Regions from separate parts of the Homo sapiens genome. Here all the other regions are linked to region 1. Evidence: chromatin loops called from intact Hi-C (ENCODE). Cell type or tissue: endothelial cell of umbilical vein. All regions are shown on one strand. Links, peaks and the distances in the headings refer to the core of each region. The heading gives the core; the rest is flanking DNA.

Region 1 (7,546 bases), core at 1,684-6,683:
GTTTTGAGGATGGAGTCTCACTCTGTCCCCAGGCTGGAGTGCAGTGGCATGATCTCGGCTCACTGCAACCTCTACCTTCTGGGTTCAAGTGATTCTCCTGCCTCAGCCTCCTGAGTAGCTGGGACTACAGGCACGTGCCACCATGCCCAGGTAATTTTTGTATATTTAGTAGAGATGAGGTTTCACCCTGTTGGCCAGGATGGTCTTGACCTCCTGACCTCATGATCCGCCCACCTCGGCCTCCCAAAGTGCTAGAATTACAGGCGTGAGATACTGCGCCCAGCCTTTTTCTTTTTCTTTCTGTTTCTGAGACGGAGTTTCGCTCTTTGTCACCCAGGCTGGAGTGCGATGGCATGATCTCGGCTTACTGCAACTTCCGCCTCCCAGGTTCAAGCGATTCTCGTGCTTCAGCCGTCCAAGTAGCTGGGATTACAGGCTTGTACCACCACGCCCAGCTAATTTTGTATTTTTAGTAGAGAAGGGGTTTCTCCATGTTGGTCAGGCTGGACTCGAACTCCCGACCTCAGGTGATCTGCCTGCCTCGGCCTCCCAAAGTGCTGGGATTACAGGCGTGAGCCACCATGCCCGGCCCAAGTCTGTTTCTTAATCATTAAATTCTGAGCCACTCCACTCACTCTCAAGCAGCCTAATTCACTTTCTTGTTTCTCTATCAGGTAACTTCAAATACTTTTACAATTGAAGGTCTATGCCTGAACCCTAGGGCCCACGTCTCAGTCTTAGACCCTTCTATCATTTGCCACTGTTCCCTGAGGTCACCTGATAGCTCACATCTTTGCATATGGCAGTAGATCTCCGATGCCATGCAGATCTCCCTGGTACTGATTGGATCTGGACTTCTACCAATTACCACCCTTTGCCAAAAATTCCCTGTCCCTAAACTCTGCCTATGTGCTACAGTTTGACACCTACTGAATCTCACTCATATTGACTGTTCACATACCTGGACTCATTCCTATTGCCCATTTCTGGGAATCTGCTCCTGACTGTTTACCTGGATTCCAGTCAGTAAAATCCCCTGGGTATTCACCAAATTAAATCTTCAACAAAGTGTAATCTAAACTATAATTATGAACTTTAGAAAAAGTTCTCTAGATCCTGGTCTCCAGATTATATATGCCCCATTATTTCATTTTGAACTGTGTTGGACATTAACTGCCATGCAAGCTTGTGGGTGCATTTAAAGAGGTCTAGGCTCTTTCCTGATAAAACAGGATTTAGCTTTGAAAAGTAGGCCTAGTTGATATGAACAAGAATTCTAAAAATGTATGTATACATTGATATTTTATGACACCAAACTAATTCATATCAAAAAATGGGGGGGAATTAAAATTATTTCTAACATGAAGAAACTGGAAATAATGAGAAGATAAAGAGACAACAACCCAAGTCTCCAGTCCACTGCTGGAAACTGAACTCTCAATAAAAAGTGAGAAAATCTGGAAAAAGACCTGAGAAGTCTAATATCAAATTCAGGAAAAAGAGAAAACATTAAACTAATTAACTATTTAATTTATGGAGGAAAGTTTATCAAAAACAACAGAAATGCAGACTTTAAAACAACAAAGAATAACTTTCATACGTTTGTTAGGATTGTAGAGAAACAACATTGCTTTGTAAATATAAATAAGAACTCTTCCAACAAGAGGAGTTGTTTTCCCTGATATTACCTAATGAGAGCCAAAAGAGGAATACTATCCTTAGAATTTAAAGATGTTAGAGCTTAAAAGGATGTAAGATATTATCAAATCTTATTCTACCTCATTTCTCATATGGAGAAAGGTAGAACAGATCCTGAGAGAGAGAGTGACGTGTCCCAAGTCCCTCAATTTATCTTACCCAATACTTTTCACTTTATCTACATTAGAATGAGATACATAAGACTGTAGACCATATGATCTGTTCATATAAGAAAAATTTAAAACATGAACTGCACTTAGAAATTTATTTAACTAAAGATTTTGGTAAGCACAATTTTAAGCACATTTCAGGTGCTACTGTACATTAAATAAACTGTTAACTTTTATCTCTAAAAAGCCAGGTAATGCCTCATGTTACAATTTCTTGATTTTAAAGGGTTTCTAGGTATGTGCTCATGATTAATATACAAAACATTTTGTTGGTGTTATTTCCATAAGAATCTAAAACAATTTTTACTATTTTAAAATAATGAGAGTGCTTTTCTTTCAAGCTTTCATGGTAATTCACCAGGAAGAGTAAACTTCATGACTCAGCTTTTTGTGCCCACTCACACATGCCTAAAAGGTCCACTGAAATTGCTTGCTATATTTTAAATTCCAGCTTGAAGTAGGACTCTTGTTTTTCTGAGGCTCACAAAGACTAGACTCACAGCTTAGTTCTATAGTGTCTATTTAGCTGTACTTAAAGCCTACATCAAGTACTTTATTGTCAAATAAAAAGCTATCTATGAGGAGCTTAGTAACTTAAGTAGCTCTCCAGAGTTTGGTAAATATTTTGTGTCTACTTTTGATCTCTATTGTCTAGGAAAGGTTCTGTCAAGTTGTAAAGTGCTAGAAAGTGTTATTTTAAACCTTTAAAAGGTAGTAAGAGTACTACAACCCTGGGATCCTTGGTTGCAACAAAGAAGCACAAAGCCAACTACTATAGTTTTCCAAAAACACCATTTCCTCAGTCCCTGCCCCAAGGAAATAAAAAAGCATCCAGGAAGTCCCATCTTTAAAAAATACTTAGCTATCAGCCTGGGGCTTCTAAAATTCAGGCCCTGAAAAAACGATAGGAAAGACTTCAAAGTCCATCCCTATTAATTAGGTTTAGAGGGAAATGACTCTTCCTAAAAAAAAGCCATCCCCGATTGTTGCTTTGCTCACCATACTTCTTCTTCTATTTTCTTTTTTTTTTTGAGACGGAGTCTTGCTCTGTCACCCAGGCTGGAGTGCAGTGGCGCGATCTCGGCTCACTGCAAGCCCCGCCTCCCAGGTTCACTCCATTCTCCTGCCTCAGCCTCCCGAGTAGCTGGGACTAGAGGCGCCAGCCACTATGCCCGGCTAATTTTTTGTATTTTTAGTAGAGACGGGGTTTCACCGTGTTAGCCAGGATGCTCACCATATCTCATACATTTGGACTGTTTTCCCCTCTCATCTCCATCCGTCCATCCAATATTTGTCCATACTTTGAATTCTTATTCAAAAGCCAACCCCTTCCATGGTGACTTTCCTAAGTTCCTCCATCTTAGCTCTCCCCGCAACCTTAGTGTTCAAATCACTTTGTCATAGTCTGTATTGCCTTTTAATTATCTGAGTATGTCTGTTGGCTCCAAGTAACTGGGTCAACATTTTTTCCTTTCTTTACTGTCCACTTAGAGTTACTCAATAAGGGTTTATTAACTCACTGAGGTGAGTAAGGCTCTTGACTCATAATACCCCCATTCTCTACTTGTCTTAGAATAAACCAGGACAGGGATTCTAGAGCAAACTCTGAAAACTGGGCTATTCGTGGTTTGATAAGACTGGCCAAGTATCCAAGATGGTTGAGGTAATGAATATTGTGACCTGAATATGAAATGTCTTAAGCTGACTGAAAAGTAATTACACAAAAAAAGTGTGAAGATATGAGAAGAGCATTATCGGTATCTGGAAATACTTAAAATAAGTAAATACATACATAAAAAGAGCAATTTCTAAAAATCTATATTTACCGCCATGTTTTGAGACCACGTACAAATAATGATACAAAAATGTTATCTTCAAACACCAAAGAAACTACTGATCCAATCAATCAGCAAATGCTAATTCAGGTGTTAGAAAAAGGTTATAAAGACTATTTAAGGCACAGCTCTGATTCCTGCCCTTAAGGACTTTCCAGTTTATTAATAATTGTGGAGAGAAGTAAACCGAATAAGCTATCTCGTAAGACAGTTTAATGTTTTACAGAACTTGAATTCATGGCTTCCAAAACTCAAAATAGGTCTTTAAATGGACATTTTTCATACCCAAAAGGTATGTTTAAAATAATTCATTCTCATCTAAGGACAGGAAGTGTGTAGAGTAAGCTAAGCCTGCAAAAGGTCATAACCACTATTAAAGCATTTTTTTTCTGATCTTTTTAACTGTCATGACTTTTATGCCCAACAGTTACTGATGGTCAAATGTATTCTGAAGCTCAGCCAAAGTTTTTTTTTAGAGTGATACTCAAAACAAAGCAAATATTGGCTTAGTCATGACACTTGTTGTTCTAAAACGTTAATAGCCTATTGTTCACTGTGGTTGTCTCAGCAAGATAATACATTGAAAAACAGCATTTCCTGATAGGAAGTGAATTCCCACTGTGTGTCACAGGACCCTAGCCAAATGCTGGGCTCCAAAGCAGAAACAGCAGTGCCTTCTGGGACTGCGTAACAGACCAGGGTAATGAGACTTCCCCTTCTCTCGTTTAAAATGTCTGTTTCAGCTCAAACTACAATCTATTTGACTGATTTTGCCACCATAGGACTGTTTTCCTAAAATGGCTTCAAATGCTTCAAAGTTTGTTCAACATCCTGTAGACAGCAGCATCCTGTATATTTCTAACTATGAAGAATTTCCTTAGTTATACATGCCACAATGGATGGGGTAATTTGACAAAGAAGCCATCAGGATGTATCTTCAAAACAGAGGGTGACCATTTTCAAGCGTGGTTTCATATAAGCAATTGTTAAAAAATCATAATAGGTGAAGCACAATAATTCCAACAGTTTTTTATACATCAGATACGTTTTAGTAGACAAAAATTTAGCCTCAATTAATTAGTCCAAGCACCACAGCATTACTTAGAGTTCAATTAGTGAGAAACTGGTGTCACCAGCAGAGCCTCATACAGAAGAGTGTGCCTCCAAAGTAACTGACACTGTACTAAGACATTAAGACCTTCTTTTTAAACACTGAAAACATACTTTTCATCTATTTTCACAGATTCGAATTTAAATATATATATATTTTTTGCCAAGTTCCAATCACCAGTGGATATTAGAAAGCTCCAACAACGCAAGGAACAGGAGCAGTTGTCATTTTAGAGGATTCTAAGCAAGACTGTCTCAGTTACCTAGGTACTCCTAGCATTTAACTCAGTGCTTGGCTGCTAGAAGGTCTTCGATACATTTTGCTAAGTGGAATTGTATGTCAAAAAATGCGTATGAAAATTAACAAGGAACACTAATAATTATCTAGCATTATTTGAATAATAATAATATCTCAGATTATAGAAAAGTATATTCAAGGTATATTAAGCCTTCTGCAAAGAAACTAAGGTAACCACCACACAAACATACAAACTCTCTCTCCTACCTTATTGGCCAAGAAAATGTCTTTTATCTTCCAGTTGTAATTACACAAATCAATTGAAGTCCTTACATCATTTTATCTTTAGAACAGCTGTCATTTGATTGAATTATGAAACTAAAACTGTGAAACAGGTAATGCTACCCAATGCTAAATATCCTATGTGTGATACAGCAAAAATACTGCTTTTGTTACTTTATAACTTTGCCATGTAACTTTGTAACTTTGCTGGCAGGATATAGTTCACCTCTAAAGCAGCTTCCTCAGCATCAAATCTGAAAACTTTAATTATGTTAAGTAATGTCAGTTTTAGCATTTAACGAAACAAGGAGATGGATTAAAGGGCTAGAATGTGCAAACAGTTTAAACAAGAAACCTGAAGCCAAGTTTCAAAGCCCTAGGATTACTTCTGAATGGTCGGACTCACTGAAAAATTATAAGGATCCATTTTAAAAACAAACATAACTTCACAATCTTCCTCCTCAAATATTCAAGCTTGATAAAAAGGATTTGCTTTTAATTCTGGAATGGGTTTTATACTTTTGAAATTGACTTTTGAGAAAAGGATAGTTTATGTAAAATATAGAATGATATTCAACTTTCCTTTTTTACATTCTTAAACTTTAAAATAGCTTAGGCCACATGGAAGGTCAAATAAATTACAGACCACACAATATATACAATAGATGTTTTTAATTTAAATATGAGAAACTTCATATAATTTGGGTTATCCAGTTTAAATCAATATTCCAACAAAAATACTACATAAATATTGAAGTTGGGTGGGACATTAAAACTCATCTATTTCAATCTCTTATTTTATAGATGGTAAAACTGAGGATTCAAGGAGGTCAGGTGACCCACCCCAATACCACACCCAAGTTACCCGACTTTGAACCCAATGTTCTTTCACTGCTCTGAGGAGAAATGACTTCCTCCTGGGGCAGTTCTTACCCACCCCGACCCATGAATGCCTGGGATAGTGCGGCCTAGTTTTGGAGCCCTAGTCTGATACATAGAAGTTGGTAAGGGAATTTTCTATTTCCACACAGCACTATTATACCTTCCCTATAGTACCCCAGTTCTGGGTTCTATCCCAAAACGGAGGTAGGAGAAGACTGATAGCATAAGTACGTCTGATGGAGAGGGGATGGGAACTAACTTGGAAATGATCCAAATATCCATCAAAGGAGGAATAACTGAGTTACAGTACATCCATCCACACAATAAAGTACTATAAAGCCATTAAAAAGAATGAAGTAGGCTGGGTGCAGTGGCTCACGCCTGCAATCCCAGCACTTTGGGAGGCTGAGGCAGGTGGATCACTTGAGGTCAGGAGTTTGAGACCAGCCCGGCCAACATGGTGAAACCCCATCTCTACTAAAAATACAAAAATTAGCCGAGCTGTTATCCCAGCTACTCGGGAGGCTAAGGCAGGAGAATCGCTTGAACCTGGAAGGCAGAGGTTGCAGTGAGCCAAGATCGCGCCACTATACTCCAACCTAGGTGACAGAGTAAGACTCTGTCTCAAAAAAAAAAGGAAAAGAGTAGATACATAATGGTATAATTTTATATGTATTAAAAAGATGTTCAGGTAGATCACACACACACACACACACACACACACACACACACACACACTCTCTCTCTCTCTCTCTCTCTCTCTCTCTCTCTCATCATTTTTTTGAAAAATAAATTCCCTTCTGGGGAGTGGGGCTGAGGGATTAGGGTGGGAAAAACATTTTGTCACATGCCCTTTTATATTATTTCATCTTTTTACCATATGCATTTTTTAGTAAAATTACCTTTTAAAAGTACGTTAAAGCAGAGAAAGGAAATTCCACGGAGCTCTGGGAGACAACTCTGGTGATGAAGATAAAGAAAGGGTTTATCAATGGTAATCTGACACTCTATATCTAATGTACATGACACATTATATCTAGTTCTCTAGAAAAGCCTTCTCAATGCTTTTCATGTCATGGTATGTCTATTAGTTCTCACTAATAGGGTATGCATAAATAAGACAAAGCTTGTATAGCAGACTGGAGTAAAAAGGAGGAGACTGAGGGGCAGATTCACAGGGCTTGGTAAAAAATATTCCATTTTCTTTATATTATGTATTTAGGAAAAGATAAGAGTATTAATGGAGATATTAACTATGATTTTCTATTAAAGTTCCAAATAAAAATCTATTTAAAAATCTTCTAATTTCAATATTTAACAGCAAATTCGTT
Region 2 (7,546 bases), core at 1,217-6,216, 110 kb after region 1:
ATCAATAGATCAACAAATTGCAAAAAATTGCTTAAGAGAATAAATGATTTTCAAGACCTCTCAAGTGGTCTTGAAAGGTACATTTAGGGTTTTTTGTTTTTTTGTTTTTTAATCCCAGCCCTTTGGGAGGCTGAGGCAGGAGGTTTCCTTGAGGCTAGGAGTTCAAGACCAACCTGGGCAACAACACAAGAACTCATGCTGGGATTATAGGAATGAGCCACCATATTTGCCCCCACATTTAGGTTTTGAGAACAGAGACACTAGTTGATTGATTAATAATGTTGATTGTTGTGCTAATTAAAAAACATTCTTCTAAATGTAATGTGATATTCCAGATTGCATCCTGGAACAGGAAACTGAAATATGGATAAAAATAAAATACCGAGTTTAGTCAGTAGTAATGTACCAAAGTTGTCTTCTGAGTTTTGGCAAATGTACCATGGTAATATTAAGATGCTAACATTAAAAAAAAAATCTTGGTGAAAGGTATATGCTAACTCTCTGGGCTAGCTATGCAAATTTTCTGTAGCTGTAAAATTATTCCAAAATTTAAAAGTTTATTAAAAATTCTTACACATTCATAAAGTGTGATTCTCCAAGAACCCCTACCAACAAGAGAAACTATTTAGTGAAAGATACCCTACTTGGCACAATGTCAAGTGCCTTATACATTTGTTCACAACAACATTATGAAGTAGGTATGTATGGTTTTTTTTTTGAGATGGTGTCTCGCTCTTTGCCCAGGCTGGAGTGCAACCTCCGCCTTCCAGGTTCAAGCGATTCTCCTGCCTCAGCCTCCTGAGTAGCTGGGATTACAGGCATGCGCCACCACGCCCGGCTAATTTTTGTATGTTTAGTAGAGATGGGGTTTCACCATGTTGGCCAGGCTGGTCTCAAACTCCTGACCTCAAGTGATTCGCCCGTCTCAGCCTCCCAAAGTGCTGGGATTACAGACGTGAGCCACTGTGCCCGGCCGGTAAGGTTATTATCTTCAATTTGCAGATAAGGAAACTATAGCTCACAGTGATAAAGTGCCCAAAGACACACAGATACTAATTCATCAATGGAGTTAGGATGTGACAAGGTCTGTCTAACCCCAAAGCCTGGGCTCTCAGCAGCTCCACAGCTACACTGTCTTGCCTCTCCTAGCTTGAGTTTCGCTGTAAGAAAGAGTCATCACTTATGCAGATTGGCCCTCATCTTTTATCTGAATTGGTGAAACACGTGAACCCAATTATTTGCACTGTACCTTTAAGTAAACCGGAGCATTATTTTGAAATAACAAAGTTTAATAGAAGGTCAAATCCCTCACATTTCTGCTTTGTTAAACTGGGCCTCAGTTCTCCAGAAGGAGGGGGCAGGGAGAGACATCTCTTCCAAGGAACTTGGAACGCTCTCAGAGCTAAGCAACTGGCCCTTTCCCCTTGGCTTCTGTCTTATTTTGCCCATCATGTGTTGGGATGCTGAGCCTGATGCCCAGGATTCTCCCAGAACTTTCCAGTTGGGCTTTGGCCGTAGATGGCTTACTCAGAAATGGAAAAAGGTAGCATGCTACAGCACAGTGCGTGGTTCAGGGTCAAGACAGCCAGTTCTTTATGCAGAAAGAGAACTGGATCCCTTAACTGAAGAGGTCCTGGAATGCTCTCTATCCCGAAGTATCACTCCTGCTGGTCCAGCAAGGCAACTGTGATCACCTAATTTGTGTTAAATGCAGTACACCATTTGTCACGGGCACACAGTCTGTTCACAGCTCCTCAAAGTTTTGCTCAGATAAACCCTCGGCACATTCCATGTGTCTCTGCAGCCCAGCTGGGGTTTGGCTCAGTTTAACCCATCATTCATTCATTTGTGAAGGGACAAAAATTATTACCCAGCAGGGTTCCCACCCTTTCCACCCTGCTGTTGACAGCCAAAGAGGATTGTGTATTTGTGAATTGTTTCTGCCCTCTGAGGATTCTGTCTTCTAGACCAATGGTTCTTTGGGCTTTCTTGGGATAGAATCAGAGAGGAAGTGGGGAGAGGAGGAAGACGTGAACGAACTAGCGAGAAAGAGTCTTTGGAGAAGATTGGTGGGCGGCTGTTTACGTGAGAGAAGCACAAGAACAGCCGCAGGATATGAGTGGAGTCCTTGAGAAAGAAGTGGGGCTTAAAGAAATATCCCTCTTGCCAGTATAATCCCTTCACCGTGTTCAGAAAATGCAGATAAAGGAACAGAAAGATCTTTTTGCTTGCCAGACAGTATTTCTTTGACTAAGAACGCCTGCCTGCTCTGAGACTGGAGCACACAGTGCAGAGCTTCAACAAGGATGCACGTGTTCAGCACCAACCGCCTCCTCTCCTCGCCAGCCGCTGTGCCACCCCTGCTGCCAGCTCTGATCTCTGCCCATAACACTCCCCTGAGCTCTGTGGCTGAATCTTCACTGATTTTCCAACTGCCAAAGTCAATGAGCACTTCCAGTCCTTATCTAATGTCACCTCTCTGCAGCTCTTTTCTGTTGCCAGCTATCTTAGCCGCGCCCCACATACTGATAATCCTTCAAGTTCAAGGTTCCAGGTGCTTTCTATTCATTATTTATTCACTTCTCACAACTTCAGGAAGGAGATTTTATTTCTCACCCCACCTTCAGTTTTGCTAAATGAGGAAAATGGCTCAGAGAAACCAGCAACTTATCTAAATTCTTGGAACTAGAAAATAACAGAACTAGAACTTAAGCTCAAACCCATTTGAGTCCGAAACCCTTTTACTATTATTATTAAATAAATAATTATTATGTATTATATATGATATGATATTATATTACAAAAATATCATTTAAAAATTATTATTATTCTTCATTGGTATTATGTCCCTGGCTTTAGCTTTTAGATTTCATGGACTAGAAAAAAAATGTAAAAACATTTTTGGGGCTCCGGTATGGGGCCGCCAAATATGCGTGTATGTGTGTGATTTTGTGGGGTGTTTATGTGTGTGTGTGTGCAGTCTTTAAGGCATTTTAAGAATACCCAACTATAATATATCATCACCATCATTTAATTTTATAAAATTCCCCAAATGTACTGATATAGAAGTAGCTCCACAATACATTGTTAAGGAAGATGCTACCTGCTTAATTAGAAATGAGTTCTACAGATTTATCTCCTTTAATAAGCATTTTTTGAAGAAAAAGAAATCAGTAGCTGTTTTGGGATGGGAAGGAGGCTTCGCACATAGTCAAGGTAGCAAGTTTTTGAACATTCTAAATTTTGTGCAAGGGGTATCAGGTATTAACCATTCAAAAAATAAACACATAAATTGGAAATAAATCTCTAAAAGAAAAGCTATTTTAGGACCTCAAGAAAGATATGGCTAAAATAATCACAAAATCATTTGAGTGAATTAACTTTATCCTTGTTTTTCCCATTTTGACATGTCTTGGTGGGAAGCTGGTCAGGGTCTGACTGTTGTCTGCAGGCTGACCCCGGGTTAGGCCAGGTTCTCACTATCTGCCCCCTAGGAATGTATGAAGGTGGTGTCCTAAAGCATTCCTGTGCCCATAAACAGAGGCATCTCTTTTTGTGGTCCCTTCTAGGTGCCCAGAACTCTAAACAAGTTTCCCAGTATTAGAGTATAAATAGAAGAGTTGGGCCTGGCTGGAGTCAGTGGCCTGGATTTGAGGAGTTCTCATTCTGATCCAAGTTCTTGAGTTTGGCTGTACTTCAGAATCACCTGGGTAGTTTGTTTAAATAGCATCTTCCTAGAGACTGTGTCAAACTCTGCATTTTGAACAAGTGTCCCACAGACCAGTCTGAGAAACCTGAATAGCTCAGACTGTATATCCTGTTAGACTGAGGATGATGACTAAGTTTTAATACTAATCCTAGAATTTCCTGGAGAAAAAGAGGCCCTCGGATCAGTGACAGTCAAAAGTCAAACAGACCATTTCCCCTCCCCCGCCACACCAGAGGTCAAACAGGATGGGTCTCAGATGGAGTCCGCTGATGCAAACAGGATCTGGAGAGAAATAGCAGTTTTTCCTTTTCACTCTGAACCTCACTCTGACCAGTGCCGGAAACAGTCCTGATTAGAGGATAATTGATTTGGACTCCGCTAGCAGAGCAGCCAGGCACCTTCCCGCACTGAGCAGGCTGTGCGGTATCATCTGACTCTTTACTGCATTAAAAACAATGTGATATGACATATGCTGGTCTCCTAACAACATTTGCAAACGCAGTAAGATTATAGAGTCAATGCCTGTGCCAACTATGCTTTAGAGAAACAGCAGCACATTTCTACCCAGCCCCCAACAACAGCAAACAAACTGGAGGCATTTTAGTTGCATAAATACGAACTGGTCACACAGGATTTGGGGTCTTTTGCTGGCCAGGAAATGATCATGTATTACTTTCAAAGCTGAATCAGTGATTCCAGTTTAAACAAGGATTCTAAACAGTTTGCTTTTTTGCTTTTCTCCATAGCACACATCATAGAGTGACTGTAATTCAAATTTATCAGGGATTGAAAAGACAAACCAAATAAACAAAAAACCCATCATACCAGAAGGCTGAGAGGAAATGAATTGAGTCAGAGAAGAATTCCAGCAGGGACTTTTTGGTCAGTGTGCTAGACTCCTTTCTTTCACGGAGTTGTTTCCTCTTTTTGCCCCAGTCTAAGTCAAGACCCCACTGAACTGCAAATGGGCCCCCAACCAGCAAAGTAATAACTGCTACTCTGAAGCATCTCTTAGATGTACATCATAAACTCTACTCTCTGAATTTACTGTTTCCCAAAATGAGGTAAACACAATCCAGTTATCTGGAGAAGTGAGAATACCAAAGGTGCTATACACATATTATCTGTTACTTTATAGGAAAGCACAGATATTCTGTCATAAAATATTCAGATGTGTAAAACACTTATTTATGCTTTATCTCCAAATGGCTTAATTCTGCTTCTTTTCCATTTCATTGTGTTTTATGTAGACCTAAAATAGGGATCTTTTATACTTTAAAAAAAACCCTAAATATTCTGTTAGATCCTACTTTGGTTCTTTCTATGAGATAAAAATAAATGCACCTTTGACAACTTTTATTTAAACCTTTGTACTATGAAAAATTTTAAGCATCATATATGAAAGTACAGGAAATAGTATAATGCTCTCCAAGCTCAAAATTGTCCATTTTTGGCCAATCCCCAGCCTCCATTCCCAGATTATTTTTAAGAAAATGCACAACATCGCATCACTTCATCTGTAAATGTTCAATAGATAAAGATTCTTTTAAAGGTTGGGCGCGGTGGCTCAAACCTGTAATCCCAGCGCTTTGGGAGGCTGAGGCGGGTGGATCACTTGAGGCCAGGAGTTTCAGATCAGCCTGGCTAACATGGCGAAACCCCTTCTCTACTAGAAATACAAAAAATTAGCTGGGCATGGTGGTGCACGCATGTAATCCTAACCACTTGGGAGGCTGATGCAGAAGAATCTCTTGAACCTGGGAGGGGGAGGTTGCAGTGAGCCGAGATCGTGCCACTGCACTCCAGCCTGGGCAACAGAGCAAGACTCCATCTCAAAAAAAATTATTTAAAAAATATATACACAACACTATTCTTATACTAAAAAAATTAACATTACTTCTTTAATATCAACAAGTGTCCAGTCATCTACTGATTTTTAGGCAGAAACCTTATAGAAAAGCATGTTGATGAAAATCTAACGATTCCTGAATTGCTACAGGAACCGTGTGATCTCTCCCCCACAACCCCCTCCAAGGCAGGGATGCTTAAGAATCAGATGCACAAAAGTTCTTTCAAGGACTTGAGACTGAACTCACGTGTCGAAACCTCCCCGGCTGCGGAGACCGGGTTGGACTCTCCAGCACTGTTGACTTTGGTCTGGATGTTTATCCATTCATTTTTCAGACCTCCAGTCGCTTGTTTATTTTGGCCATCCCTTTCCAGCCTGAGACTTCCCACACCCTGCCATCTGGCACCCTCTATGGTTTCATTCCCACAGCCTCAGCTCCGAGCAGAAGCCTCAGCGGAAACAGATCCAGCAAAAGGTCCCGAGCGCTGGGTCTATGCTTCCGTGCCCAAGTCATCCTGCAGAAGAGAAGGGGCAAAAGGAACTTTTGGAGGGGATCCTCAAGGTTCATTACCAAGAGAGTACAACTCTCTTTATTGCCAATCGATAGATAGTCAATAAATATCTTAGTTCCTTGGTGAATGTTATCTTGCTGTGATAAGCTTGGAAATGAGGTGCAATGACAGATATCAATTGTCAGAACTATCCCTGCTGTTTCCCTTAAAAAAGAATCATGTAGGGCAGGGCGCAGTGGCTCATGCCTGTAATCCCAGCACTTTGGGAGGCTGAGGCAGGTAGATCACGAGGTCAAGAGATTGAGACTATCCTGGACAACATGGTGAAACCCCATCTCTACTAAAAATACAAAAATTAGCCGGGCATGGTGGCGGGTGCCTGTAGTCCCAGCTGCTCCGGAGGCTGAGGCAGGAGAATCACTTGAACCCGGGAGGTGAAGGTTGCAGTGAGCCGGGATCGCACCACTGCACTCCAGCCTGGCGACAGAGTGAGACTCCGTCTCAAAAAAAAAAAAAAAAAAGAATCATGTCACCGAATATTCAACTTGTGTCCCAAGACCTGTCAATTGCTCTAGCCACAAGAGCAAATATTTAAGCTATGAGGACTATAAGTTAATTTAGATTAACAGAGCATTTTGATTGTAAACAAGGTTTTGCATTAATCCCATGCAAACTGAAGCAGCTAGGTAAGTCTACCTACCACATCCTAAAAAGGCCTTCCACTTTCTTGCTGTCCTGGGAATCTTCCCTGACTCGTCACACTTAGCAGTCCTTGAAGGCCTACTAAACACTCAGGCCAAAGAGCTCCACCTCTAAGTTCCATCAGAACGATACCATCTCCACTACCACCACAACAACGTCTACCATTTCCTGAGTACTTACCATGTGCTGGGCACCTTGTCACTCCCTTAACGTATTACCTACTTTTTTTTTTTTAATTTTTGGAGACAGGGTCTCACTCTGTTGCCCAGGCTGGAGTGCAGTGGTGTGATTTCGGCTCACTGCAGCCTCGAACTCCTGGGCTCAAGCGATCCTCCCACATCCATCTCCCAAGTAGCTGGGAATACACGTGCATCCCACCATGCCTGGCTAATTTTTGTATTTTTTTTTCGTTGAGATGGGGTTTCGCCATGTTGCCCAGGCTGGTTCCGAACTCCTGAGCTCAAGGGATCCACCTGCCTCAGCTTCCCAAAGTCCTGGAATTATAGGCATGAACCACCGCACCCAGCTGTGTATTACCTACTTTAATCTTTACCACAGTTCCGGGAGGAAAGCGCTACTAGCATCATTATTTTATAAATGAGGAGAATAAGGAGAGATTAGGTAAACACCCAAGGTGGTAAGGACAGTAAATGACAGTGCTGGGCTATGTGGCTTAGAGTGTCTCCCCTCAATCTTGAAGCTACATTGCCTTAAAAAAAACATATTCGACCTTGCATTGTCAATGACATATTTATGTACATGTTTTTGGACCCT
Region 3 (7,546 bases), core at 1,575-6,574, 420 kb before region 1:
GTTTCTCGTCAGGGTTTCCTGGGGAGCAGAAATTGTGTGGTGAACAGAGGGCCACTATGTGGCTCAAGGGGGACCTTTAATTGCTATCTGCACTAAGTAATTATTGCTGTGCTAACACCTGCCTTTCCTCCTCCAACATCCCTTGGAACAAGAGACAGGAAAATCACGCGTCAGTTTCAACAACTACGTATGTTAAAGAGGAAGATGGGAGCTGGAAAACGGGGCATGATCACAAGGTTAGAGACTGGTACTTGCAAATCTGAAACAGAAAAAAGTCAGGCCAGCCTCCTAGGAAGATGGATGGGGGAGGAGAAGATGCCAAATGGGAGAACAATCCAGGCAACACAGAGGACCTGGAAACCCTAAGGCCACAGCCCTTTCCTGGCAGAGGGACCAGAGGCCAAGGCCTCGGTTTTCAGGTCTATGCAATGGAATAAATAACTGCGTAACAAGAATGCAGAAAGCAGGCAAAAGATGCCAACTTTTCTGTGCATACAGCATGGAGCTTGAGTCAAGTGCTATCTTTAATCCAAAATTAGCTGAAAATGCAAAACAAATTGCCCCAAGCCGTTCACCAAGAGTATGGAAAGCTGCTGGGGGCCCTTGGGGCTCAGTGCGTAAGTAGTGCTCTCTGAATCCTTCTGTTTGCTTTTAAAAATAAACCCAACCTACGTAGAAGCACAGTTAGGGAGGTTCTTCCCCCTGCTTTCCTTGTGTGGAGCATTACGCAGGGATACACTCAGCTCCTGCCCAGCTAGAAACAATAACAAGATCGACAGTGAGTACTGCCATAAAATTATATTAATTCATTTATCTTGCAAATTAAAGCTCCTATTCATAGCAACTTAAATCCTCCCTTCCACCTTTTTGGTAGCTGCATCCCATGTTGGCTCCAACTCTCAGCAGCGGCATATACAAGACACTTTTCTTTCAGTGAAGGTAGCTTCCATCAGGGCATCAAAAGTCAAGAACACATGCCCCAAAGGGGCTCCCAAAATAACTGAAGGGGAATGGCTAAACCTACCAATGAAGTCTATTGCTTCTTGAAAGTGGGAGCTAATGTCAGCCGTGTGGCTGTCTTCCACAGGGATCCATTTGTAGTGTAGGTGGGTCGCGCAGGCCTCGGAGGTCCGTCGGGAGACATTCAGCAGGGCTGTGATGTGCAGGTTGGCGAGGAACTCGCACTTGGATGCATGGTAGGCACTTCCAAGGTAGAGGAAGGGAAGGATTTCAACTGGGCCACCCTGGATGCAGGGACAAAGGACAATCAGGAAATATTGGATTAGCTTGTTCATTTGAGAGAGGAAAAAACAACTCCGACCTATTTGTTTCTTAAGATGGGTGGTTCCCTTTCTGGTTTCCAAGTGGAGTTCAGAGCCAGGGCAGTTCAACCAAGTGTGGTTGTATCTCCATCCTGGCCAACTCTCTACCTTATGTGACTGCCTTGTGACTCAATGACAGCAAAATCCACACAGCAAAGAGTTCACTTTTTTGCACATATCCAGGAGGCAGGATATGCCGACAGCCTTCCTGCGCTGACAAGGATGAGAAGCCATGTGGTAATATGGGAAAAATTGACAGGCCTGTGTTGAAGTTACAGCTGCCCTGAGAGTACCAGGGCAATCTCCTATGCCTTGGGACAGTCTTGCTTTCTTTACAGATAAAATGGACCAGGACTCAACATGGTGTGTGTCCTCCTTTACAGCCTTGACATTTTACATAGTGTATTTTTTTTTTCCTTTTTGGAAAGACAGAGTCTTGCTCCGTCACCCAGGCTGCAGTGCAGCGGCACAATCATAGCTCACTGTAATCTTGAATTCCTACGCTGAAGAGATCCTACCGTCTCAGTCTCCCGAGTAGCTGGGCCTACAGGCATGTACCACCATGCCTGGCTAATTTTATAATTTTTTTGGTAGAGATGAGTTCTTGCTATGTTGCCCAGAATGGTCTTCAACTCCTGGCCTCAAGCGATCTTCCTACCTCAGCCTCCTGAAGTGCTGGGATTATAGGCATGAGCTACCAAGCCTAGCCTATATGGTGTATTTCATCAAACCTAAGACACTGTTGATCCTAAGATGCACCCAGGTTTTAGAGATGTTAAAATGCACCTCCACCTCCACAAAAAAGTATGCTTTTTAGAAATGAAAATAACCACTACCTACTCAGAATCTTTAGATAAAAAATGTTGTCAGGCCACAAGCAGAGGGGCTTCCCCGCCTCTGACCTTCTTCACACGGGGGTTTGTTGAAGGTGCTGGTGAGACCCGCTTACAGAGCCATCCTTTTGGGAGGCTACCCACACCCCAGATTTCTAGTCAAGGGGGAACCAGAGACCATCCACCTTGAGGCAAAACTAAAATGAACCGCTGGTTAGACTCTGGCAGTCACAGCATTTACAGGGCTCTGAAGGTGGCAGAAAAGCTAGTGATGGTTGGAAAAATGGGAGCCCTTAGAGACTGAGAGGGAAACAAGGGGCTGGGTGACAGTGGCTGTGTCTTTGGGAGCCTTTCCCATGCCAACCATCTGCTTCCTGTGTTTCCATTTCCTGCCCTGGAATAAGAACGGAATGGAAACTCTCAGCCAGATCCCTAACAGGGAAGGGTGCGTGGGACAGGGGCCAGCCACAGGCAATTCTCAATTTACCCCACACCCGGAGTTAGCTTTTTGTTTCCTGAGAAGTCAAGTGTTTAAGCAAAGGCCAGTTCAGTCACTTGAAAGAAAATTACACAAGATTTTACATACGGTAATAACAACTGGTATTTTTATCAGCATCTACTATGGCTGGCCTCTGGGGGCTTAACCCTTTAGATGTGCCTACATCATACCAATTTCACAAAATCTGTGAGGTAGGTAACATTATTCCCATTTTACGGATGGGCAACTTGAGGCTCAGATGCATTTAATAACTTGTCCAAGTCAGAGCTAGTCAGTGGTAGAGCTGGGCTGAAACCCAAAACTGATTGCGTAGCATGAGATGCAAGGCCTTGTCTGACTCCATTTCAATAGTGATCAATATGAGAAAGTAAGTATTTCAGGTAAAGACAGGAAGGAAAAAATTCCCTCTTTCCTCTCTTCCTCTAGAGATAAAATGTCCATCTGCATCACCTCCTCGAAACCTCCCAAACTTCCATGCGTACAGAGCAGCCTTCCTGGTGGCAAAGTGGTGCAGTGGTTAACAACCTGGGCTTGGGCGTCAGACAGCGGAGCTCTTGGTTAAGTTCCAGAGCTCCATGCTTACTACCTGATGTGATCTTGGATAGCTTCTTTAATCTATGACCCTTTGTCTCTAAACTGGGGATAATACCTATCCTCTCTGGATAATTGGTAAGGTGTAAATGGGATAATGAATGCATTAAAACCTGGCACGTCACATAGCTGCCACTGTCATAGAGATTGAAGAATGAACAGAACATGGCTTCTCTCCATGGGGAAGACACAGGTTTTTAGGCAATCCAAGCAGGTCTAGTCCTGACCTGAGTTGGACCCACTCCCTGGGCACAGCATCCCCACCAGCTAGAAACCAGGAAAACAGCAGAGGTGGTACAAAGTTCTTTGGAAAGGAGTCAGAGTTCCAAGTCCAGATTCACGTGGCCACTGATGACTTATGGGTCCCCACCAATGGACACTAACAGGCTCGCCCTTTAAGGAGCAGGCTGGATGGTTGACTCAAGATCTCTTCCTCTCCTGAGTGCCTGGAAATTGCTGATACACCAGACCTGGGATCCTATCCAGTTTCTTTTGGAGCTCAGCCCAACACACCCCTGAAACTACATTTCTTTCCCTTTTTGAACTTCTGTTTAGACCAAGAGGAAGAAGCCAAAGGCCTTCAGAAACCCCAAAAGTTAACACAACCTCATCTGGCTGCTCTAAATGCAGAAGCATTTCTAAGAAGTAGCATTAGGGGGTTCCCCAGATGAATCTTGAAGACACATCAGGGCTTTCTCACCCCTCACTTGGCCAAAGATGTGCCGTGCTTTCGCAACATTCTGCCAATTCTTATTTCTCTTTCACTTTCTGAGAAATGGGGGGAAAACACAACCCAAACAAACAAACAAAAGTAGAAATCTAGCTAGGCCAGATGTCCACAGCTTGAAAGCCACAGGCTCGTCATATACTGTAAGGATGTTTATTAAAGGAAAACAAACAAAATCCTAACCCTGGCATCTGGACAAGCTAATAGGATTCCTGACCAAGGAGCCCGTTCAAGAAAAGGTCATCTGGCTTTACTTTGAAGTTTATCCCCAGGGACAGGGTTTTGTTCATGGCAGGGAGCTGGCATTTTAGCATCTAGCAATCTTTCTTCTTATGATTTGGGTATGTTCTTGGTTTATGTGAAAAGTTTGAAAGGTTACTCCCACCAGGTCAGGTGTCTAGATTAGAGGCCATGTGGAAAACAGAACAAGGTCCTGAAATAATCACAACAGAGAGCTGAGAGAAAGGGGTTCTGAGCCTGATGCTGCCTTGAACCAGCTGTAGGACTCTGCAAAATCAATCATCTCACTTGTCACAGAACACTTCTTTTCCCTTCCGTAAAATGGTTAGGTTTTGATCTCTGGCTTCTGCCAGATTTGGATTCTCACCTGCTTTTTCATCTTCCTGGATGGTGCTACGTAACCCCCTTCCACTTTATTTTTCCCTTTAATGAGTTATCACAAAGCACTCATTTTTAGAAGAAAAACAAAAACTCACTAGTTTACAGAAACATGAAGCCCTCTAGTATCTTTTGATTTCCTCTGGTTTCAGTTATCTGTGGAATTGTAAGCATAAGAACCCCTTAGAGGAGCCTACTTAGCCACCCAAACAGGACTTTCTCTGTAGCACCCCCACCAACACCAGTTTCAGTTAAACATACCAATAAGACACACCTTGACAGGTACCGGGATGGTTTGCAGAAACTGCAGAGCATGGACAATTACAAAGAAAAGCAACACAGGAAGCCTGAAAGTCAACTCTGAAATGTCTTCAGGGAAACCTAGACCAGTATTTCAAAGCTTCTCTGAACCTCCGAAGCCAGATGACAATAATGTATCTTTCACTTCCCCTTTTCCCCAGAAGCTGCCAAGCATCCTGTGGCTGGTTTGCTCTTGTCAGCTCGTTTGCTGGAAGGAAGCCCATTTACTCTTGGATGGAAGCTCAAGCTGGCAAGCAACAGAAGCTCCCTAAAGCCAGGGGATTTTGCCAACACCCTGATCCACAAAAGAACTAACCATCATTGCTGAGTGGGGAGAGAACAGTCAGGTGCTGAGGAAGGAAGGGAGACAGGAGCCCAGAATACCACTCAGGATACCTCTTCCCCATCACATCACGTACCTGGTCATAAGCTGGCCTGTAGCTGACATTTACCACTGGTTTTCCACACTGGCTGATGAGGGCTCTCTCACTCTCAATCTTCTCTTGTGAAATGGGTTTTACATCCACGCAACACTCAGGATATTCCGAGTAGAAAGTCTCATATCCCCCTACAAAAACAAACAAAAAGGTGAGACAGATGGTAAGCATCAATTTCTCACGCTGTCAAAAATACCCATAGTTAATCAATACTCTGAGTGTTACACAGTTAAGAAAAAAAATAAGCCAGTACAGATTCTGGTCATTAAAAATTGAGCAAAACCAGCAAACAGATTTAGAATAGAAAGGGGCTGTACACACATACAAACCTCTAAAAAGAACTCTTTCAGAGGCAATGATTAACTTTTTGTGTCTATCAGAAGCAGATTAAACTGTGAAAGAAAGTGTCTAGCATCTGGCAAATACTAACCAAATCCCTCCAGAAAACAAAGGCTATTTTCTCTCTTGTTTATCTAAAAGGAAGGTGTGATTACCCAAAATTTCATTAATTGGCGAGAAGACAGGCTCCTGAAGTGGCTTCTTCCCCAGCCCATCTGCTCTAAGCAGGATTCTAGCTGGAACCTCCTCCATTTATAAGGAAATGGGGGCTGATACGAGGTTTCATTTCGACTCAGGGCAGTAAAACAGCCTCACTGCTTCTCACTCCCAAGGTGCTAAGAAGAACACTGCTGACAATCCTTTCTAGGTCCAATTTGGAGTCATCAATCCAGTTAATTACCTTCTAAATCAACTGAAAGAATAAAGACTTCTGAATTTAATTCTCAGCCCTCATGAGCAAAAACTGTCTCTGTCCCCTTCATGACCACCCTATCTTCTTATCCCCACTTTTCTTACTTCTCTCCTACTCCTCCTGCACCCCCCCCCCAATCAATAAGTCAACTTACGGCATGTGTGACTCTCAGAATCCTTAATATTACATTTACACCTCTCCAAATGGATATAAGGTAAAAACGACCCTCTGAGCAAGTCACGGAAACTTGCAAATATAAGTAAGCCTTCTTGGGCCCATTTCAGTGGGGAAGAACCGAATGAAAAGGTGGCCTTGGAACCCTCAGAATGCCAAGGGCTGCCAGGTGCAACAGGCCAGCCTTGCTTGGGAAACTCCTTTGCTGGTAACCCAGAGAGCAACCTGAGACATTTCCTAGGGCCTCCAGAAAGCCCACTTGTCTTTTTCTGGCCCAGAGAATTCACTTGGAGTCAAATCCATTAAACATGCATTCTGAGACCATGAATTTTCCAAAGAACCCCCTTTTTCTTTTCTGACTTTGGGTGTTGTGATGCTGGCTTTTTTAAAGCCCTGCAGTAGACAAATGGTTAATGGATTACAAGGCAGTCTCCAACTCCCTCCCAGAAGCTGCAGCCAATTCCTAGAATGAGTCATCTTGCCATTACCGCTTCCTCTCAGCTCACTGGAACTGCCCCGCCCCCACTTAGTACACCCAGATCTCCCCTGTGGTCACCTCACAAGCAGCCCATTGCGCCTGCCCATGAGCTCCTGGTCCTCCTCAATGACCATGCTCCCCACGACAACGGGAGGCCACGGCAGAGGTGCAAGATGGTGCTATAGGCAGCTTAGCTTCCCATGCTCTGCCATAGCCCCTGGGCCCCTTCCCTTCCAGCAGTCAAGAGAGAATGAGGCAGGCTCACAATGACCCACAGCTTCCTTGGAAGAGGCATCCCTAGTCAGTAAACCACCTGATCACTTCCCGTGCCTGGACCTCGACATTATGGGTTCCAGGAGACAAACAAGGATTTGGATGGGAATTTGGAGTTCAGAATGACCTGGGCCCTCCCAAACTTCAGGACGAAGGTTGGGGAAATAGGAATCTTCAGGCTACCCCATCTTTTGGCTTTAAATATATTACTTCAGAGTTGGCTATCAGGAGGACAGATAAGAGGTTCGGGTGTGGGCTGGATCCTGCATGCTGTTGACAAAATTTAGTTGAGGGACAGATAAACAGGGTCCTGCCTCTTCAAGCTGGGATTCAGAGGAATCCTCCAGATTAAATGGTCTCAGTCTTTCACCCACTCCCATCAGAGGTGTGGAGAGACAGAACATTCCTCGCTGGTGCCTCACTCGAGTGGCAAAAGCCATGGCAATTCTTAGAGCTACTTCTTTTGGAGTGAGTCTGCTTTCAATCACCACCACATCACCAGGGAACAGAGAGAGCACAGATACTATATATAAATAAGCACTG
Region 4 (7,546 bases), core at 1,287-6,286, 55 kb before region 1:
CTCTGAAGTCAAAGTCTAGCAAGCCAGTTGCCACTGAATCCAACCTCTACAGCATTACTCAACAGGAAAGGGGTGAGTTATAGCACGCAACAACTACTTCCTCCCTAGCTCCTGCTTAGTGAAAATCTTCAGAAGCTATTGCTTTTGGAAAAAAAAAAAAAAACAATTAGTTTAGATCTTGACTGTCTATGAAAGAAAATGGTCTTCAAGGAAGGACAGAACACAGCCAGAAAACCATTGAGAAGAGTCTAGCAGAACTGTAGCTCCAGGTCCAGGCTGGGGACTGTCACTATATTTGTTTTATAAACCCAGAAAAGATAAGTCAGGAGTACCAGAGGGAAATCCAAAAGAGCCTGCCCTTTTTTTGAGATGGAGTCTCGCTCTGTTGCCAGGCTGGAGTGCAGTGGCACAGTCTCGGCTCACTGCAACCTCTGCCTCCCAGGTTCAAGCGATTCTCCTGCCTCAGCCTCCCGAGTAGCTGGGACTACAGGCGTGCACCACCATGCCCAGCTAATTTTTGTATCTTTAGTAGAGAGGGGGTTTCACCATGCTGGCCAGGATGGTCTCAATTCCCTGACTTCGTGATCCGCCCGCCTCGGCCTCCCAATGTGCTGGGATTACTTGGGCCCGGCTGAGTCTGCCTCTTAAGGCCTGCATTTTGCTGGGTGCAGTGGCTCATGCCTGTAATTCCAGCACTTTGGGAGGCCAAAGCAGGTGGATCAACTGCCAGGAGTTCCAGACCAGCCTGGCCAATACGGTGAAAACTTGTCTCTACTAAAAATACAAAAAATTAACTGGGCGTGGTGGTGGGCAACTGTAATCCCAGCTACTTGGGAGACAGGCGGGAGAATTGCTTGAACCTGGGAAGCGGAGGTTGCAGTGAGCCGAGATCATGCCACTGCACTCCAGCCTGGGCGCGACAGAGTGAGACTGTCTCAAAGAAAAAAATAATAATAAAGCCTGCATTTTATAACTGTACTACTTCCTAATTTCCATCCCTATCTGCTAGGATATGTTATATTGCTTTGGGAAATCCAAGTTTTTCTCAAAAATTTCAAGTCTAAATATCAATCTGAAGGGACACTGTTTGGTCTAAGAAGTCCAATTAACACTCTGCAATGGTCTTTCTATAGGGCTGACATATTTACCAGCTTTTTGAGTGCGAGTCTAATATAGACAATGAGGAAAATCTTGCCTATAAGTCCTTTCATCTGGTGCTGCAAGTTTGTACTACATATTGATTCTGCCATTTCATAAACACTTTTTAAAAAATCCTAGAGTTTCTTAGAAATCTAATATTCTTCAATACACGTTCAAATTAGATGAATAAAACCAATGCTATTAAAGCATGTTGTTCAGCAAGGAACGAGTATTTTGCCTCGTGACAGCAGTCATATAGCACTGGAGAGGTTTTCTTACCATCAGAAGCAAGGTCAGGACCGACTCTGGAGAATGACAAAACCGTTTGTGTAAAAATAAAATCTAGAAACAAAAAGGCAACTTAGTAACTTTCACGGGACGGGCATGGTGGCTCACGCCTGTAATCCCAGCACTTTGGGAGACTGAAGCGGGTGGATCACCTGAGGTCAGGAGTTCAAGACCAGCCTGGACAACATGGTGAAACTCTATTTCTACTAAAAATACAAAAATTAGCCAGGTGTGGTGGTGGGCACCTGTAATCCCAGCTACTTGGGAGGCTGAGGCAGGAGAATCGCTTGAACCCAGGAGGCGGAGGTTGTAGTGAGCCAAGATCGCACCACTGCATTCCAGCTTGGGCACAGAGTGAGACTCCATCTCAAAACAACAAGAACAACAAAAACCCCCTTCACCACAGCTTCAGTATAAAGACTTACCCAACCAGAAATTATATAGGCCTTAAAAATAATTGTGGGCCAGGCCTACTTCGGGAGCGTGAAGGAGGGTGAAAATTGTGTCATGGCAGCTCTGAGTCCATGGAGTCAACACCATGAGCAAGGATCTCTTTCCTGAGTTGGAAAAATGAATAGACAAGAATTATTGCTGGATTTAACTGGTGACAGACATGTCTAAGGAATATTGCAGGGATTTGATCCCTTTATGAATCTTTTGATTGATGGATGTGTGGAGATTGCAACTAGTGGGTAACAGAATGATATTCCTCATGGTGATATGAGGAAATTGTATCATGTTAGAAGCCTTGGGATGAGTATAAATCAAGGCTGTTTTGCAGAGAAATCCATGACCTCTCCCCGAAGGGCCTATTTTACTATGACGTAAAAATTGGATCATGTATATTTTCATACTAAACTTTTTGTTAAATAAAAAGGAATTGTGGACTGGATATATATCCATCTATTTTTCTGCTAGATAAAAAAAGCTTTTTTTTTTTTTTTTTTTGGTACAGAATATCAAAATGTGCCCGTTTGTCACTTGAAGTGTAAATGGCATTTAAAATATTAGAGGTTCCAACAGTAAAGAAATCAGCAACTTGAGACAATACTGTAAAGACTCATGGAGCATCTAAAAACTTGAAACTTTAGGAAACAACTATGGATAAATAATAATTAGGCTTGGTCTTGCAATGTGTTTCTCTAAACTGTTCCCGTAATAAAGTTCTAAACATCACAATTTGCAGTAAACTTTAGAAAATGTATCTATTATCTATTTTATCCATTCGTAGGTTATGCCCTGATGGGTTTCCAAGGAAAACTGTGGTATGACAAGCATGAAATGAAGACTTGAAGACCTTTTCTTGAATCCGGGCTTAGCGCCCCCATGAAGTGTATGACATTAGGTAAGCACCAGCTCTCAGAAGGATAATTCTTACAAAGTCAGAACAAGATAACCAGGCTATAAGGAACAAATAAAATAATCTGGTATCTATAAACTTTCCTCAACCTTAGACTGCACCTAGCAATGCATAATCAAAATAGAGTTCTAAATCAAGCCCAAAAATACTTCGAAGGAGTTCCCTCAATGAACTAAAACTAAATTTAGATCCACTATTGCCCCCTAATGGTCAGCTCTTAGAAATGAAACCCCTTTGAAAGTAAGAGTATGCAAATTCAGGGTTTTTTTCTATCAAGTTTCCCCAAAAGGCTTCTACATTGTTTTTCTCCAAGACAGACCATCTTCAATTACACTCATTTAAATAAAATTGTAGATACAGTGTATTTCTGATCTTTAAAATGACTTCTGTAACTAGATTAAGCTACCTTTTCTGGTTTTAAAAACATTTTCCTTAGAATGTTTCTTCTGTTTCCAATAATGGAAATCAAGAAGAAAAGAAAAAGAAAAAGGGCTTCTTCTCAAGTCTCTGCTGCATCTTAAGCAAAAGTATGATAACTTGTCTTCCAGGTGTCATGGTGTAAGATTTAGGAGCTGGTTCTTTATCCTAAAGGTTGCTATCACCACAGGTCATTCCTGCTTCTCAGGTATCCACCAATTTCTTCATTCTTGAGGTGATTTGTTAGGGAAAAAAGTCTTCCAAATCAAAAGTCAATGTTTGATCCCAAATCTACTTATATCAAAATACAAGTTCACCGTGGCTTGACTTACAGTCCAAACTAAGATAACTGCCTCTTCCTAAAAACCATGGAAATGTACTGCAGCCACACAGGGTCTGGCACACAGATGGCATGAGTAATTATAGAAGTCTGAATCTCTATGGGTGGAATCCTACCACCTACTTTTCATCTTCTACAAGCCTTAGTTTCATTATCTACAAAATGGGAATAATATCATCTACTTTGTTGGGATACTGGGAAGGCCAAATGAAGTCATATATGAAAAGCATTTAGCCTAACGTTTGGTACACAGAAGGCATCAACAAAAAATATTATCGGTTAGCTCCTTAGTAAAAAAGAAAAAAAAAAGTCAATTATTGAAGAAGGCATTGTCTTGTCACTCACAGGTATGAAAACTCTGAGGTGTCATATCCTATCACAGCCTCTGAGAGCACACCACAACTTTCTATGTGTTCTCCACTGTGGGTGATATCTGTAATGAGACCTGCTAAGGAAACAAAGTCGAGAACGATCTACTGAGGAGAATAAACAACAAAGGAAATGCCTTCTCTTTCAAGTTCTGGGTATTTCACAACAAACATGGTGCCTACAGACTAAATAGGGAAGTTCAGTGCAAGGAATGGAAACATTGGATTGTTAGATCTATTACTCCCTCTAGTGGCCACAAACAAGACTGTTTTTATCAAAATCCCAGTTTGGCCAAGATTGCAACTTGGATATGTGTATGTATCAACCTTGAGTTTGAAAAGAAATAACCAGTCTGTATTTTCTGCCTATGTGGGGGGGAAAAAGGGGCCTGATGTTAAGAGAAGCCAGTGCTGTCACAAATTTTATCAGTTTGGTTTTTATTCCCTGAATGAAAATACTAATCAATGAAGAAAAGGCACATGCGAACTTTTCTACTATATTGACTCTCAAGTGAGAACTGAAGATAATCGCCTTTGTTGCTTTATGAAAGGGAATTTTGAAATGAGCATCTTTCTAAAATAGCAATTTTTTACCACAGGGTGATTTACAAGCCAAGGTAATAATTAAATATGCCCAAGACTATGACTATTTTTCTCTGACCAAACCCTTCATTTTTATAATGGGTAATTATAGTAAAAACTTCAATTAACCAGAGCCCTCAATTAACATGTTATCCTCCTCTTGTACTGTATTTTTAGGGCAAAGTAGAAAAATAATCACAAGAAGTTATTCATATGACAGATTTAGTTTGAAAATCTAGATGTGTTATCTAAGTAGGAAAAAAAACCCTGAAAAATTACATTCACACCATAATATATAAAAAACACCTACATATAAATGATATATATATAAATATATATAACTAGATAATAGCTGGAAGGGAATATAATTTTTTTAAATGTGAATATGGACCAGACATGGTGGCTCACGTCTATAATCCTTATGATTTGAAAGGCTGAGGCAAGAGCATCACTTGAATCCAGGATAACACGGTGAGATCCTGTCTCAACAAAAAACAAAGAAACAAAATAGCTGGGTGTGGTGGTGCATGCCTGTAGTCCAAGCTACTTGGGAGGCTAAGGAAGGAAGATCACTTGAGCCCAGGAGTTTGAGGCTGCATTGAGCTATGATCACACCACTGCACTCCAGCCTGGGCGACCATGTCAAAAAGGAAAAAAGGCTGGGCACAGTGGCTTACACCTGTAATCCCAGCACTTTGGGAGGCCGAGGTGGGTGGACTGTTTGAAGTCAGGAGTTCAGGACCAGCCTGACCAACATGGCAAAACTCTGTCTCTACTAAAAATACAAAAATTAGTTGGGCATGGTGCCGCATGCCTGTAATCCCAGTTACTCAACAGGCTGACGCATGAGAATCACTTGAACGTGGGAGGCGGAGGTTGCAGTGAACCAAGTTTGTGCCACTGCACTCCAGACTGGGCAAGAGTGAGACTCCGTTTCAAAAAAAAAAAAAAAAAAGTGAATGTGATAAAATTGTGAACTACTTTCTACTCTTTCTGCTGTTTTTCTATTACATTGTTATTTGTACAACAAATACATTAAAAATCAGAGAGGTACATATCCTGCAACATCTATTCTACATTGATAGAGGCTGCCATACCCATTATCAAGAGACAAAACAGGTCTCTCAGGGAATATCTCCTCTAACATAAGCTGAAAAAAGACAGGTTTTGTATATATATATAATTTTCAACTAATTTGAAAATATATTTATCAGGACATTCTTTATTCAGAAGCATCAATAACTTACCAAGTTTCACTGAAGTATAAAACTCAACAGACCATGAATAGGCTAAGTAACCACCTGTGAATGGAAACCTCATGATACAAGTCCGTATATTTAAAATACTGTTTATTTGTGATTTAACATTAATTAGCATTACATCTAAGAGCAATATCAGATAACATTTATACATTTTTCCACAGGACACAGAGGTTCATTGGCTCATTCTTTATGCCAAAGCAAGTAAATAGAGGCATTAGCAAAAGGTGCAATAGTTCACTGTTATGTTTAAAAAATATTTATGCACATTGCATTCATTTAGATATATATATTTTTAAAAAGTTATGGAAAAGCATAGTTCACAGGTTACTATTTCTACATACATTGTAATACAACATAAATGATGTAGAACATTAAAAAAATCTTCCAATAGAGAGTTAAGCAACTGAAAGTTTCCACCAAGAGATTAAAACACTGATTCCAGTAGTTAGTGAGATCTAGAATGACATTTCCAGGCTCTGGCTCAACTCTGCATTATCATATGCACACAAACAGAGCCAGCTCCAAAACACACTGTAATCAATGTAATTTTTTGCATGCCAACTCACCCTTAAGAAACACTTTGAGTTATTTTTACCCACGATCATTCTGGATCATTGATTTTGCATCGAACTGTGACATCACTTGGGTGAAAGGGGAAACGCCTATATTAAGCCTAGGTTTAAATTTGTATTTACATTAAAAAGAAAGGTCACTGAAAAGATTTTTTTAAATCTGTAAAAATCAAGAAGTGGTAGTTTTCTTACTGGTGGGATTAGACCTGCTGATTTCTTCTAGTGCTGCCCTCTAAAGATACAAAAAATTAGAAAGATTTGACCCTTTTAAAACTCAAATATCAACCAAGAAAGACATTGCTTTTGGCAGAGAAGCAGAATTTTAGAAATTTGGGACATGTTTCCAACAAATCACACTTTGTATCCTATCGTGAATATGAGTCACCATCAAACTAGAATTCTTCTTTTCACATCCCATCTTTTGTCCCCTTAATTTTTCACTTTCCCTTTCATTCTTTTTCATTTGGCTACCTTATGAGACTTTTCTTTACTCATTAGCAATACTAAGAGAAAAATACAGTTTAAGATTCAAATATGAATCTAGATGTACCTTTACATGCTCTAATCCTGTTTTAACACCAAGTCCCTGGATTCTGGAGTTATATTTAAGTATACTCAGTACCAAGCAGCCTTAAGTATGCTCTACTGTGAAAAGATTGGCTAATATGCTTAGGACACTTTTATACTGAACGGTATACAAACATCAACATACAAAATTTTTTTTTTTTTTTTTGCCAGAGTTAAACTAAATAACCCATGTTATGTGTACAAAATCCCCTTTGTTGAAAAATAAGGGGCTTTCTAAACTAATAAAAAAGGAAGTTTTCAAAAATTATAGTTTATTAAAACAACTTTTTTGGCAAACAAAGTTACTTCAGGTGAGGAAATTTTATACTGTGAATAAAATTCCAAATGAATCTTTTCTTAAAACTTTTTAAAAAATTATGTGCCAGTGTATACTAATGCTATAGATTCTTGTCTTAGAAGTTTTTAAAGCATTCTGTTAATGCCCACTGAAACAATGGGACTCCAAAAATATAGTCAATAATCATGATAAAAAATTATAATATGATTATCAAGTGAAGCAGGTATTGAGAAATAAAAATTCTCACTTGCTCACTGGCAATTTCTTTCTAACAGATATTATGGAGAAGGCCTGAAGTAATTCAGACAGATAGCTGTTTATGGTGAATTATAATAATACTTCATGAGGGCAG

Evidence for each region. Hi-C counts contacts between places; a loop is a spot of excess contacts. Peaks named below come from ENCODE experiments on the same cell type or tissue, not always from the same donor. Only the 100,000 strongest peaks of a DNase experiment are listed, where the experiment ranks them.
Region 2: a loop joins it to region 1, with 5 times the contacts of the local background. A loop is called at or near these places in 8 of 110 quality-filtered maps.
Region 3: it touches region 1 in a loop (7-fold over the local background); 4 of 110 quality-filtered maps call a loop at or near these places.
Region 4: it touches region 1 in a loop (4-fold over the local background); 4 of 110 quality-filtered maps call a loop at or near these places.

Annotation. Positions count from the first base shown.
Region 1 is chr10:110,078,869-110,086,414 of GRCh38, reverse strand. The region is part of intron 1 of ADD3 (adducin 3); the gene reads right to left. Among named protein-coding and RNA genes, the nearest start is that of ADD3-AS1, 74 kb to the right of the region's middle. In endothelial cell of umbilical vein, for the core only: no CTCF peak of the experiment used is centred there; a DNase peak (open chromatin) is centred at 4,274; H3K27ac peaks cover 2,243 bases.
Region 2 is chr10:109,964,008-109,971,553 of GRCh38, reverse strand. The region is part of intron 2 of ADD3-AS1 (ADD3 antisense RNA 1); the gene reads left to right. Among named protein-coding and RNA genes, the nearest start is that of ADD3, 40 kb to the left of the region's middle. In endothelial cell of umbilical vein, for the core only: no CTCF peak of the experiment used is centred there; DNase peaks (open chromatin) are centred at 4,143 and 5,893; H3K27ac peaks cover 2,931 bases.
Region 3 is chr10:110,500,633-110,508,178 of GRCh38, reverse strand. DUSP5 (dual specificity phosphatase 5) reads right to left here. Exons shown (of 4, transcript NM_004419.4): 2 at 5,310-5,458; 3 at 1,025-1,244. Among named protein-coding and RNA genes, the nearest start is that of DUSP5, 6.5 kb to the right of the region's middle. RefSeq lists enhancers at 3,700-3,849, 3,900-4,129. In endothelial cell of umbilical vein, for the core only: no CTCF peak of the experiment used is centred there; DNase peaks (open chromatin) are centred at 2,528, 3,698, 4,058 and 5,098; H3K27ac peaks cover 4,559 bases.
Region 4 is chr10:110,133,847-110,141,392 of GRCh38, reverse strand. It overlaps ADD3 (adducin 3), which reads right to left. Exons shown (of 15, transcript NM_016824.5): 15 at 5,828-7,546. It also overlaps the pseudogene SNRPGP12. Among named protein-coding and RNA genes, the nearest start is that of MXI1, 70 kb to the left of the region's middle. In endothelial cell of umbilical vein, for the core only: CTCF peaks have their summits at 2,996 (motif pointing left) and 4,161 (motif pointing left); DNase peaks (open chromatin) are centred at 2,912 and 4,142.